2 separate regions of the Homo sapiens genome follow, and region 2 is linked to region 1. Evidence: chromatin loops called from intact Hi-C (ENCODE). Cell type or tissue: gastrocnemius medialis. All regions are shown on one strand.

What was found. Peaks named below come from ENCODE experiments on the same cell type or tissue, not always from the same donor. Only the 100,000 strongest peaks of a DNase experiment are listed, where the experiment ranks them.
Region 2: it touches region 1 in a loop (5-fold over the local background); 2 of 110 quality-filtered maps call a loop at or near these places.

Annotation. Positions count from the first base shown.
Region 1 is chr19:11,373,610-11,376,109 of GRCh38, reverse strand. It overlaps SWSAP1 (SWIM-type zinc finger 7 associated protein 1), which reads right to left and starts at 1,444. Exons shown (of 2, transcript NM_175871.4): 1 at 1,181-1,444; 2 at 1-597. The coding sequence starts at 1,429. The coding sequence ends at 94. RefSeq lists enhancers at 715-764, 785-864, 1,095-1,144, 1,365-1,434 and a silencer at 1,535-1,614. In gastrocnemius medialis, no CTCF peak of the experiment used is centred here; DNase peaks (open chromatin) are centred at 448, 1,019 and 1,459; H3K4me3 peaks cover 2,042 bases; H3K27ac peaks cover 1,959 bases.
Region 2 is chr19:10,387,911-10,390,410 of GRCh38, reverse strand. No RefSeq gene overlaps it. Among named protein-coding and RNA genes, the nearest start is that of TYK2, 8.6 kb to the right of the region's middle. RefSeq lists enhancers at 1,517-1,576, 1,156-1,656. In gastrocnemius medialis, CTCF peaks have their summits at 360 (motif pointing left) and 1,344 (motif pointing right); a DNase peak (open chromatin) is centred at 1,350.

The DNA of each region.
Region 1 (2,500 bases):
CATTGTTTAGGTCTTTGGATCTGCATATGTCCCTGAGGTAAGTATTCCAGCCATGGGAAACTGAAGCACAGAGAGGTAGTCACCCACCAAAGCTCAGGGCTGGCCTCCAGAGCTTGAACCCTTGCCTGAGCTGGGGTCACCAGCCTGGGTGGGCCACGGAGCGATCATCATTTCTCCATCTGATCGGAAAGTCACCCACCACTCTGTTCTGGGGCCCAGCCCGCCTGGCTCCAGGCAGGCTCGGAGGCCGTGCTCTCCTGGACCTGGTGCATCTGGCTGCAGCCAGCACTGGGCAGGAAAATACCGCTGGAGCAGTGCCAGGTGCAGGACGTCCCCACTACCTGCTTCCTCCTGGGTCTGGAGGGCCACCATGAGCCCACAATCCCGGCCAGGCCCAAGCCGGTGGCTGAAGTGGGCAGCTGTGTCTAGAAGTAAGGCAATGAGGTAGGCGGCTTCCTGGGGCTCTGGGTCTTCCGCTAGGTACTCTTCTAGGCCGTCGAGCAGCAGAAGGGAGGGGGCTGGCCCCGGGGCCTCATGGGCAGAGCACAGGAGCCGGAAAAGCTCTCGGGTTGAGGGTGGGTACTGGAAGCGGATCTTCTAGAAGGAGAAACAGAAGGAAAGGGCCGGATTCAGCACAGGAAGCCAGACTCCTTAAAAGTAACCCTGCCTCCTTGCATACTTTCCTTGGTTCCAGGATGAACCAGTTCAGAGCTGTTAAATATTCTTATATTCGCCCGTTTTTCCAGCACTCATCACTGCCGAGTATTAGTTGAGGGCAAGCCATTTTTGCTTGTTTGTTTTTGGCCAAATCTCTAGCGCAATTTTTCCACGGAAAACCCTCCCCCAGCATTCTCGGTCTGACCCCATCCTTGACACTAACAGGAACCAACTCAGGTCCAGAATGGACCCAAGCTTAGCCCCGCCCCTTGATGGGCCGGACTTCAATCTCTGGGCACCGCCTCTTGCTAACACCGCCCATCATTGGATGGGCTCTCACTTCAATCTTAACTAAGCTCCGCGTGGTGCCACTCCTCACTCCGCCTGCCTGACTCCGCCCCATCGTGGCTGCCCTGGCTCGCTCTTCCACCGTCCTCTCCATTGGCTTGTCTACCTGTTACTCAATATCCCGGATCTACTCCACCATTGGCTAGAACGCCTCTGCTCCCACCCCCACGGTTACCTGGAGTCGCATTGGGTCTAGAGTCGTTCCGGTCCCGCGGGGCATGCTTTGAAGAGGCCTTCGTGTCAGGAAGAGGACTGGGCCTTGGCCCTCCCCCGCCGCCTCTAGGGCCGCAGCAAATAGCAGCGCTGTTTTTCCAGATCCTGGTGTACCGAGCAGCAGCAAAGGCGGTCCGGCGGCAGGCATGTTCTCCTCCCCGGACCAGGCCGCACCGCCCCTGGTTAGCACCCGCCTCAGCGTCTCCGCCATTCGCCGCGTAGCTCTGACCAATCGGTGGCTCGTTCCCAGCCTTAGTCCCGCCCAAGCCGTGGCCGCATCGGTACAGTTCACTTAGTTTCTCTATTGGTCTAGGAATCTGTCCATCAAAACTCGATTCCTCAGGTGAATGGGCAAATGGTTAGAACCTATGCGGAGGAATGGGTGCATTCGAGGGAAATAAGACCCTTCCCTGAGGGAGGCTGCTGGGGGAACCAGCACGAATACTATTATTGTCAGCTAATCAGACAAATATAAGGGTTGAAAGTTGGAGGAGTAGACCAGAATGAGTGACATATTATTTAAAGGCTCCTAGCCTCAGTTTGCCCTGCTGTAAAATGGGGCTTATGATATCTCAGAGGAGTATTGTGATCGGCATGTATTTGTGTGTGGTTTTGCTGATGTCATCCAATGACAACTGAGAGTTTTGGAGAGGGGGATGAGCTGTGTGCTTGTCTTTCTGTGCACCTGAGTATGGGCCGGAGTGTGTGTCTGGGGACACAGGCTCGTGGACAAAACATCAACGGCCATCCCCGAAAGTCTGTGAGATGAAGCCTCTCAACTTACTTCCTCACTGGCTAAGGGGTTCTGTGGGGCCGCCTTTGTGGTACGGGGGGAAGGCAGGACCGCAGGACAAAGAAGGAAGCAGGAGAGATAAAGAGACAGGAGCTGGAAGACTGAAGGAGAGATACAGCAGGGACATTGTCTTGTTCACTTCTGTTCTCCAGTACCGAGAATAGCACCTAGCACATTTGTAGGTTCTCAAATACGTGCTCGTTAAGACAATGAAGGAAGGGAGGTGGGATTGATGAGAAACAGGGAGAAAGGGAGGAACAAAGTGAATGATCGTGATCCCTGGCTGGATCTTCTCACCCAGACTTCGCCCCAGAGCTGCCACTCACGCCTGTGTTGCCCTGGCAACCTTGTCTCCTGGTAACTCCAAAGTGGTGCCGTTGCCTGGAGACCCAGGGGCAGGGAGAAAGTGAGATTTCCTGGGCTTTCTCTCTCCCTCTGGGACCAGAAAACAGCTCCACGACATCCCCCAACACACCCACTCACACAGCT
Region 2 (2,500 bases), 990 kb after region 1:
CCACCCCCCCAAACATTCTTGATTCTGACCACTGCCTTTTGTCCCTATGGCCTTCAGGTCCCCATCGCCTCTGGCTCTAATTCCTGCCCCAGCCTCCTCCTCATTCCCCACTACAAGTCAGCCCCTGAACAGGCAGCAGCCAGAGGGTACCTGTGAACACCCAGGTCAGGGCATGTCCCACCTCTGCTCAAAAGCCTCGCAGGACTCCCCTCCCTGGGAGCAGAAGCCGAAGTCCTCCCTGCAACTGACCAGGCCCCCAGCACCATCTGCCTGTTGCCTCGCTGCCCTGTTGTCCCCAACTCCATGCTGGCCCTTGAGCACTTGAAATTTCTCTTCGTGTGGCTTTGGGTGATGCGCTGAGCCTCAGTGTCCCTGCTCTTAGGGCTAACGTCGTCGCGCTAGTGCCCTCCTCAGGCCGTAGTGAGGGGGACAAGTGAGGTAATGGTTCAGACAACTGGCACCTGGCACTCAGATTCTCTGAACGGGGACCTTGGCACTTGCTGGCCGTCTTCAAAAGTCACAAAATATTTCTGCCACAGGAAAAGTCTTAAAGAAGAGTGCACGGCCAGGCGTGGCTCACACCTGTAATCCCAACACTTTGGGAGACTGAGGCAGGAGGATCACTTGAGCCCAGGAGTTCAAGACCAGCCTGGCTAACATGGTGAAACCCAGTCTGCACTAAAAACACAAAAATTAGCCAGGTATGGTGGCACGTGCCTGTAGTCCCAGCTACTCAGGAAGCTGAGGCAGGAGAACTGCTTGAACCTGAGAGGTGGAGGTTGCAGTGAGCCAGGATCACGCCACTGCGCTCCAACCTGGGTGACAAAGACTTATCTCAAAAACAACAACAACAACAAAAAAAAAAAACAGTGCTGGGCGCAGTGGGGCGCACCTGTAGTTACAGATACTTGGGAGGCTAAGGCAGGAGGATTGCTTGAGCCCGGGAGGTCAAGGCTGCAGTGAGCTAAGATCAAAGTACAATAAATACCCAGGTTCACATCAGTTTAAGACATGAAATACCTCCGATCCAGTAGACTTATGCCTACCTCTCCTGGGGGACATCATCTCTGAGGGGACTGCTTGTCACTCAGACCACAGATCAATGCCACTTCTCTGAGGCCCTCCTTGACCTACTTTAATTCCCCTCATGCTCAGCCACCAAACCTGCCTCACATGCCTTTCTTCACACAGACCTGTGTATTGTCACCTCCCATGTACTGTGGGTGCCACCAGAGCACGGACTTTTTCTTGCAACATACACAGTGCCAGAAAGGGGACCTTCAGGAAACATTTGCAAAAGCATTGGATAAAAACCCCTGGAATGCTGTTGTGCCCAAGCCGATCACCACCAGGGGGCAGGAGTGAGCTGCAAATCTAGTAACTTTCCTTAGTGTTTTGTATGAGTGAGAACGACAGGTAGGAGCTGCAGGGGGACTCCTGGAACCCTGATTGAGCCTCAGACACCTTCCAAGATCTTTTTATTTATTTATTTTTCAGAGACAGGGTTCTCTCCATGTTGTTCAGGCTGGATTTGAACAGAGCTGAAGCAGTCTGCTCGCCTCAGCTTCCCAAAGTGTTGGGACTACAGGCCAGTGTGCCCTGCCGAGTAAAAATTTTAATTTTTGAGCGGGGCGCGGTGGCTTACGCCTGTAATCCCAGCACTTTGGGAGGCCGAGGAGGGCGGGTCACAAGGTCAGGAGTCCGCGACCAGCCTGACCAACATGGTGGAACCCCGTCTGTACAAAAAATACAAAACTTAGCCAGGCGTGGTGGCACGTGCCTGTAATCCCAGCTACTCGGGAAGCTGAGGCAGGAGAATCGCTTGAACCCGGGAGGCAGAGGTTGCAGTGAGCCAAGATCGCGCCACTGCACTCCAGCCTGGACAACAGAGTGAGACTCCGTCTCAAAAATAATAATAATAATAATAATTTTTGTTCATCATACACATTTTGGTGTTAATTTCAGTTTTTCAAAATACTGCATTCCTTGTTATTGAAGATTTTGTTTGTATTTTGTGAGACTGAGTCTCACTCTGTCGCCCAGGCTGGAGTGCAGTCGCATGATCTCGGGCTCACTGCAACCTCTGCCTCCCAGTTTCAAGGGATTCTCCCTCCTCAGCCTCCCAAGTAGCTGGGATTACAGGCGCACTCCACCACACCTGGCTTTTTTTTTTTTTTTTTTTTGAGACAGAGTCTCACTCTGTCGCCCAGGCTGGAGTGCAGTGGCATGATCTCGGCTCACTGCAAGCTCCACCTCCGGGGTTCACGCCATTCTCCTGCCTCAGCCTCCCGAGTAGCTGGGACTACAGGCGCCCGCCACCACACCCGGCTAATTTTTTGTATTTTTAGTAGACACGGGGTTTCACCGTGGTCTCGATCTCCTGATCTCGTGATCTGCCCTCCTCGGCCTCCCAAAGTGCTGGGATTACAGGTGTGAGCCACTGTGCCCGGCCCTTTTTTTTTTTTTTTTTTTTTTTTTTTGTGAGATGGAGTCTTGCTCT